2 separate regions of the Homo sapiens genome follow, and region 2 is linked to region 1. Evidence: chromatin contacts called from ENCODE Hi-C data. All regions are on one chromosome and are shown on one strand. Each heading gives the region's core, a stretch centred on a gene start or an enhancer-like site at or near the end of the contact. The rest is flanking DNA. Distances are from core to core; before and after follow the strand shown. Region 1 holds the start of ZNF354A (zinc finger protein 354A). Region 2 overlaps COL23A1 (collagen type XXIII alpha 1 chain).

The links. Hi-C counts contacts between places; a loop is a spot of excess contacts on that map. Pooled maps may share reads with other maps.
Region 2: a map of naive thymus-derived CD4-positive, alpha-beta T cell shows a loop between it and region 1 (22-fold over the local background). The contact joins the enhancer-like site here to the promoter of ZNF354A in region 1. A Hi-C loop is called at or near these places in 2 of 168 maps with a recorded cell type or tissue (HCT116 and naive thymus-derived CD4-positive, alpha-beta T cell) and 7 of 50 pooled maps.

Annotation. Positions count from the first base shown.
Region 1 is chr5:178,728,014-178,732,218 of GRCh38, forward strand. ZNF354A (zinc finger protein 354A) reads right to left here and starts at 2,646. Exons shown (of 5, transcript NM_005649.3): 1 at 2,543-2,646; 2 at 977-1,060. The coding sequence starts at 1,009. RefSeq lists silencers at 2,186-2,415, 2,486-2,825.
Region 2 is chr5:178,459,886-178,464,102 of GRCh38, forward strand. All of the region lies in intron 2 of COL23A1 (collagen type XXIII alpha 1 chain), which reads right to left. It overlaps LOC124901148 (a long non-coding RNA gene), which reads right to left. Exons shown (of 2, transcript XR_007059080.1): 1 at 1-4,217. Among named protein-coding and RNA genes, the nearest start is that of COL23A1, 130 kb to the right of the region's middle. RefSeq lists an enhancer at 3,941-4,217. Within about 2 kb of position 1,411, at least 6 of the 41 ENCODE cell types and tissues checked have a DNase peak (open chromatin) inside an H3K27ac peak, as active enhancers do.

The sequences.
Region 1 (4,205 bases), core at 1,396-3,895:
CTAATTTTTGTATTTTTAGTAGAGACAGGGTTCCACCATGCTGGTCTCAAACTCCTAACCTCAGGCGATCTGCCGGCCTCGACCTCCCAAAGTGCTGGGATTACAGGTGTGAGCCACTGTGGCCGGCTGACTTCTACAAATTTTGTATCCTCTCTGTGACTTTGTTTTTTCTTGTGTAATTCAAATCCAGCAGATGTCTCACTGAGCTTGCATTCTTAACTACTCTGTAAAACTGCCTTTTAATGCCTGCCCCTTAGGGTTAAGAAATAAATGTGATAATCTACACAATAAAGATGGATAGCGATGATGGCTGCACAGCAATGCGGAAGTACCTAAAATACCACTGAATTATACACTTAAAAAGTTAAAATGGTATATTTTATGTTATATATATTTTGCCACAATAAAAAAAGGTTAAAATGGTAACATAGATGGTAACATGCATACACAAACACACACACACAAATAAATGTGTACAGAAAATGATTTATTCGGGCTGGGTGCAGTGGCGCACATCTGTAATCCCAGCACTTTGGGAGGCTGAGGCGGGTGGATCACCTGAGGTCAGGAGTTTGAGACCAGCCTGGCCAACGTGGTGAAACCCCATCTCTAATAAAAGCACAAAAAAAAAAACTTAGCCGGGCGTGATGGCGGGAGCCTGTAATCCCAGCTACTTGGGAGGCTGAGGCAGGAGAATTGCTTCAACCTGGGAGGCAGAGGTTGCAGCGAGCCGAGATCCCGCCACTGCCTGGGCGACAAAGCGAGATTCAAAAAAAAAAAAAAAAAAGAGAACCACTAGACACGGGTGGGGAGGGTGGGTGGTCCTCCCTACAGAATCCACCACTCATGAGGGCGGACCAGCTCCTCCAAGAGAAAAGGACTTGGGCTCCATCCTGGCTGGAGATGGTCCCGGGTGAAGAACTCCAGTTAGTGGGGAAAATCCATCCACTGGGATCTGGGAGGGCAATGAGCTCACCTGGGGCCTCGCTTCCCGCTGCCCAGCAGCCATGTCCTCTTTCTGGCTCTCCCGGGAGGACGGCGCAGTCTCCAGAAGGCAGATCTGAGAAGAAAAAGGGAGCCAGGAAGAACCCCTTCTGCTTTCCAGCCCTGGAATCCGCAGCTCTAAAACCCCGACTCCCGCTGAGAAGGACCCCGCGCGCCCTCACAGGGATTCGGGAGGAGCCAGGAGCCCGCGGACCAGAGCAGCGCTGGGCCGCCCGGCCAGGCCCAGGCCCCACAGGCTTGGGGCTTACGGAGGGGACGCTGGAGCCGCAGTGGCAGCAGCGACCCGCTGAGCCCACCAGGGCCAGGGCTCGCCCCACGCCGCTGAGTTCCTCGGCGCCAGCTGGCACTGCCAGCACCCACTGCACCGCTCAGGAAACTGAGGCAGCGCCGGGGCACCTGCCCCGTTCACGCCGCTGCGAGGCGGGCCGGGACTCCCACCACGACGGCCCCGGGACGACTTCCCTCCGCCTCAAGCCTTTCCCAGCCGGTTCCTCTCTCTCCCGCCAACGAATCATCTCCCGACTCCACGGAAAACGGCTTTTTTTTTTTTGAGGCGGAGTCTCGCTCTGTTGGCCAGACTGGAGTGCAGTAGCGCAGTGGCAGGATCTCGGCTCACTGCAAGCTCTGCCTCCCGGGTTCAAGCCATTCTCCTGCCTCAGCCTCCCGAGTAGCTGGGACTACAGGCGCCCGGCTCATTTTTGTATTTTTAGTAGAGACGAGGTTTCACCGTGTTGCCCAGGCTGGTCTCGAACTCCTGATCTCAGGTGATCTGCCCGCCTTGGCATCCCAAAAATCTAGGATTACAGGCGTGAGCCACCACGCCCGACCCCATGTATCCCATTTCTAACACGATGTTTCTTTTTTGAGACGGAGTCTCGCTCTGTCGCTCAGGCTGGAGTGCAGGGCTTGATCTCGGCTCACTGCAAGCTCCGCCTCCTGGGTTCACGCCATTCTCCTGCCTCGGCCTCACAAGTAGCTGGGACTACAGGCGCCCGCCACTACGCCCGGCTAATTTTTTTTGTATTTTTAGTAGAGACGGGGTTTCACCGTGTTAGTCAGGATGGTCTCGATCTCCTGACCTCGTGATCCACCCGCTTCGGCCTCCCAAAGTGCTGGGATTACAGGCGTGAGCCACCGCGCCCGGCCAAACACCAGCTCTGAAGAGGAAAGCGCTGGGTGTCCCGAGGCGGGAGGGGTGGCCGTCCTGGGGACGGACTCGGAAACCGGGGCCCGGCTGCGTCCGCCCTGCCCTCGGGGTCCCGGTGCCCCGAGTCCGCGAGGCCCACATGGAGTGGGCAGGACGGGCCCGGGAGGAAACGCCAGGCCCGGCGTCCACGGCGAGCCGGACGCGGGTGCACCAGCAACGGCGAGGGAGCGCCCCGCGGGGGGGCGAGAGTCCAGATCCCGGCGCGGGGGCCGGTGACAGACGCGGGGGTGCCCGCCAGCGCCCACAAAGGCTTTCGGAGCCTCGGCAGCCGCAGGCAGTCCCCGTGCCGGGCGCCGCCTCCTACCGGCTTGGCCTGCCGCCGACGCTCACCTCCCTAAGCTCGAGCGTCCCGGGCCGCGCCTCCCCAGCCGCGAGGCTCCGGAACCGCCGGCCGGGATGCAGCCTCGCGACCCGGCTCCGCCCCGACGGCGTCTGGGCGACCTCAGGCCCGGCGCCGCTCACCCCGCGGCGCGCCGGGGACCAGGAGGGGCGGGGCAGCCGCTGAGGCCGCTGGGAAATGGAGTCCACGAGAGGACACCTGCATTCGGGGAAGTGTAGTTCCATGCGTTTGAGGCGGGGTCCCGGCTGAGCTGTTACGCGCCCACATGCCACAAGAGGGCCCCTGTGAGCTGGAGGGCCCCAGGTTCCTGGTTATAGGGAAGATAAGGGGAGGTTCGCTGAGGGCAGTAACTTGCAACTCTGTGTCTGTGGGAATTTCGGGAGGGAGGGCGTGGGCGGCAGGAAAACGGCCCAGAACAGACCTAGTGCCCCTCAGTTATTCACCAGAGGGGCACTGAGCACCTGCTGTGTGCCAAGCACGGTTGCAAGTGGTTTCACATGTATCAATCAATGAAAGAAACGTCACTGCCCTGGAGAACATTTTTTTGGGGGGTAGGGAGCAGACAATAAGCCATACACATAATTATATAACATTTTCGGGGATAAATGTGAGGAGAAACAGGGTATGTGGAGGGGTTTCGTCGCTGAGGTGAGAATGGACGAGGACTCCCAGGAAGTGCCTGAAGCAAAGGGGAGGGAGGTGCCAGCTACTGTGAAGCCAACGGATGTATGTATGTATATGTGTGTGTGTGTGTGTGTATATATATATATATTTTTTTTAAACTAAATCTTCTCAGTTACAAAAAGAACACCGGCTCCATTTAGAAAGTTTGGCGCTTCCCTACTTAAGAATATGCCTTGAACATTTGAATTTGTCAATAAATATTCTCCCTCAGTGGCATTTTTGATAGCTTCATTGCATTCCATTGCATTTATTTTTTTAAAAAAAACGTTTAATTGGCTGGGGGCGGTGGCTCATGTCTGTAATCCCAGCACTTTGGGAGGCCGAGGCGGGTTGATCACGACGTTAGTTCAAGACCAGCCTGGCCGAGATGGTGAAACCCCGTCTCTACTAAAAATACAAAAATTAGCTGGGCGTGGTAGCGGGCGCCTGTAGTCCCAGCAACTCAGGAGGCTGAGGCAGAGAATTGCTTGAACCGGGAGACGGAAGTTACAGTAAGCCAAGATTGCGCCACTGCACTCCAGCCTGGGCGACAGAGCGAGACTCCATCTCAAAAAAAAAAAAAAAAAGTAGTTGCCTCTGAGGAGGGTACTGGGAGCTGGAATAATACTTGCACTTGCTATTTAACACCTTGATATACTTTTCAACATTTTGCTTTACCATATGCATGTATGACATGAATGCTTTTAAGAGAGAAAACAATTTCCAGGCTTGCAAAATTGGCTGTATCATTAGCAATACTTCCAGCACCAACATACAGAAACCTTTGCTAACAGTGGCTTGCATCATGACATTTATTATTTGTTTAAAAAGCGATCTAGAGGTAGGCAGAAGGAACTGACCGCAGTTGGTTTGGTGGCTTGATGACATCAGCGAGGGCTCAGTGTCTTTCCGTCTGTCTGCTCTGCCACCCAAAGTTCTGGCTATGGTCTCCACTCAAGAGCCCAGCATAGCTGCTGCTCCAGGAACCAG
Region 2 (4,217 bases), core at 161-2,660, 270 kb before region 1:
GAGTGTTCTGTCTTGTTATACGCACACATACAATTTTGAAGCCAAAAGAAGAAAATTCAATACGATGTTAATAACAACTGTTATCTCTTTATGGTGGTATAATGGGTGTTTTTAAAATCTCCTTCTTTATATTTTCTGTTTTCTATTATGTGTATGCCTTAGTTTATAATTATAGAAATAGATTTTTAAAAGCATCGAACCTGGGATTTGTTAGGGAAAGCCCAGCTGTGATGTTCATAGTGTGTTTATTTCTGCTTTTCCTAATCACTTCCAACAGTCTCCTGAACAGCCAAGAACTCAGAGGATTTGCCATGCAGAACCCCCAGATTTTATCAACTAAACAATTCACAGCAGACCTACTACAGAAGCACCTTCCCCAGGCACAGACAGATGGCACCCACAGTTCTTTACCCCAAGGGGAAAATAACCACAAAGAAAAAAGCCCTTGGCAAAGATGAGCATGGCACTGCCCATCCCAGTAGGATGGACCAGCCGTCTAGCCACCGAGACAGGGCAGTGCCAGGTGGGCTGCTGGGATCTGTAAGGAAAGCTCTGTCAAGTGGAGAAAATAATCCTAATAACCTGTTCATCCAAACTGGGAAACATCATCTGGGCTCTCAGAAGAGCTTCTGTGAGAGGGCGAAATAGTAAAAGATGTCCAAATCCTGGTGTGGCTCTCTCCTCTTCTAGACGGGAAAACAGCTTTCAGGTTCCCACTGTTGAGCAGCCTCGGCTTCCCAGATGCTTTCCATGCAGTCTGACAAGTATCCCACCCTAGCTGGCTGCCTTTTGCTTCCAGTGAAAATCCACGGAATCCCTTTGCCCTGCTTTTCTTATCTTATGCCTGTTCCCCTGGCATGCATGGACATTTTTTGGCCTCCACATTTTATAAAAGGTCTTACCAGCCGTATGTTGCTAGGATATATGGACAAAAATAAAAAAACAAGCCCCAGACCATGCTGCCCTGTGGTCTTCAGTCAGTGCGGGAGGGAAGAGAGACACCCAAGATTGCCCCTTCCCCTATTCTATAACATTCAAGTTGTGGGGGTCTCAGCTCATGCCCCCATTTTTTTTAAACGTAAAGAAATAAATAGCATAAACTCCCATGGGAAAGTCGGATGGCAGCCCTTTAAGAGAGCTGCCCTCTAAGGCAGGTTGGGGAACAGAAACAAGCCACTTTACATTTTTGGCAGCAGGACCAGGGGACTTCCACGAAATTGTGCAGAGATGGGAACTGGCTGCAGCCCAGGAGCCGAATTCCTCGTGCTGCTTCGCCCCTCAAGAACAAGTCACTTCTCCCAACCTTGTGGCCACAAGGACTCTCCACAGGAGCATCAGTGTGTGCCCAGGCTGGCCACCGCCACGAGTCCAGCCTGGCCATGTCCTGGTGACCTCTCCTAGCTGTAATGGCTGTTTCCACCACAAGGGGCAGCCGCGGCAAAGACAGGCCCATCACCCACAGGCCTGGAAGAGGAGCTGAGTAGAGTCAGGCCAAGGGACCTGCCATCCCCAGTGCCTCTAGCTTTCTCAAACTGGGCTCTAGCAGTCGCTGGGCCTGGTTAGCCACAGGGAGAGTCCACCCAAGGAGGGCCTATTCGGCATCATGGTGAGCAGGCAATGCCCTCTGAAAGTACAAACCATTTTTTAATAGCTTAGATAACTGTGGGAATGCTTTGAGGGTATTTTAAATGATTTGTCTACTTGGAGAGACCGGAGTAGCCAGCATGCAACAGTCCTTACAAACAGAAGCTCCTGCTGGCTCACGGCCTTGGGCAATTTGCCTCAGTCTCCTCACCTGTAATACAAGGTAGAGAACCATATTCACCTAACAGGGAGTTTGTGAGAGGATAAAATGAAGTCTTGGCAAGCACACAACATGTTCTCCGTACATATTGAGGACACTGGTAGGGTTTTTTATCCTATTCGAAATAACAGGGGTTCAAGACAGCAATGGCATGTTGGAGGAAAATATAGGGGTGCAAATTGGAGAACACAGACAATGAATTCTACACAAGTTCAAGAACAGAAGGAAATGTCAGGGAAGAGGCGGATGAGTTGTGGTACTTCAAGGAGCTGCCGCGAAAGTTCCTGCCCAGGCAATCAGACGGTGCACTGCAAATTGGTTTTGAGTTGGTGAGTTTGCACAGCACTGTGTTCTTGGCACCCAGCACAGCTGCTGGCTCATAGTAGGAGCTTATTAAGCATTTTGGAAGGATGGGAGGAGGGGCTTGTGATATAAGTAGCCATCTACTCAACATTTCCTCTGTGCCATGCATGGTAAACATTTCCACATAATTTAACTCTGGTTTTATTACTGTCATTTCACAGATGACATGGAGTCTCCAAGAGGTTCCCCCCCACCCAGCAATCAGGCCCAATCCCCAACACAGCTTTTAAACAAAAGCAGCTGAGGCATTTACTCTGGTCAGTAATGAAAATTCAACATTCTTCTGTCACTGATGTAACTTATAGGGTGCTTTTCATATTGATTCCTTTTATCTTTGCATTTGAGGCTAAGATAAACCTGTATGCATTTAACTTACTTCAGTCATTTAAAGGAATAAAGAACAAAAGAGAAGAATCTGTATTAAATCAGGCACAACAAGAGGAAGCATTTTTAACAAAACATTATGTTAAGAGCTTCGAGTTTCTATAAATCACCCCCATTGAGTAATCCCCAAATTACTATTGTTGTGCTATTCAGTATCCTCCATCCATAACAGCTGATGAAAATGCACGACCAGGCCAAATACAAAGGTAGAACAATTTTTTAACTTAATTTTGACTCTGCATTACTGAAACAACAAAAACAAAAAAATCAAAACCTTCCGGGATTTAACAAATTTAACTACAAATTACGAGTCAGATCCTCTCAACAATTAGATGCCTGTAGCAAAAGAACGTTTCCCACATCAAATTTCCCAGATTTTTCATTAACAAATGTCCCCATGGTTCCGTCTTCAGAGCTGGAGCCAAAATGGAAACTGGTGTGAAACTTGGTGAAAATTTACGGACAGCAGATGACTGCGGAACGAGGAGGAGAGAAACAGGAAGGCGGCGTTTGCTCTTTATTTGGAATAATTAGCAAAGCAGAACCAGCTGAAGGCTGGCACCATGTACCTTACCCAAAGGTTGCAAGGGCTGGAATGTGCAAAGGCCACGTCAGCAGATGGTTAGGTGCAATTTCACGCCTCACCGCGCAGCGACACAAAGGGAACTATTTTTTTAAGTGCATCTGAACTTCAGCAGCACGGATGGGCTTTTTTGCTCCAAAGATTCCAGTTATCTTGAGAGCTGCATACCCTTAAGCTACAAGCACCGTTTTTACTTCAGGCTAGGTAAGATGCAAGTAAATTAAGGATTTCTTTCTATTCTTTCCAGAAAATAAATAAGCATTTTTGAATTTTAAGTGTTTCAGAAAACTGCTTTTCATCAGATGTGTGGAAATAAGTTTCTTTTCTGAGAAAGGTCAAGATGTATGTGGATTTGGTATTCTCTTCCTGGGCTGAGGCCGTGAGGTGGAGTGAAACTGTTACCGGGTCTGGAAAGGTGTGGGAGTAGGATGGGAGGAAAGGGCAGGAAAAGATGCAGGAAAAACCACAATAATCACGATAATAGGAGCACTCCCTGCATGCCACACCTTGTCCCCCGCACTTTGGAAACCGCCACTGGGACCCCAACCTATGAGGCAGGTATTGTTAGTGTCTCTGCTTTGCCGATGAGGATGCCAGGGGAGAAGAAGTTGATGAACTCACTCCGTCACACAGCTGAGAGGCGAGCGGGACACAGGCTTCCCCAAGGATGCTTTCCAAATGTGCACGGTGGCCCCCAGCCCTGCCGCGGTGTAAACACAGGGGGTCTGGATGGGAACGGACGTTTTGTTTATAAACAAGGAAGAGCTCAAACATCTGGTCCTCCCTTTGTGGCTGCGGACACTGTGCAGGTATGAGCCCTTTGGCCTGCCTGGTCCATGCAGCGTAAATACCAGGAGGCCTGCTGCTCTTCAGAAACCAGCCTGGGCGTGCAGAGACCTCAGGCTGCAGAACGAACCTCTTGTTGTGGGCCTCCCGGCCGGGCGTGAGCACAACCACAGGCTCATGGGGAGAAATCTGCCGCCTCCCCAACACCAGTTGGCAGGAGCTGTTCACCTACCCCCTTTTACTGCCGTAACATACACATAACACAAAATGTACCATCTTAACTACGTTTAAGCGTAC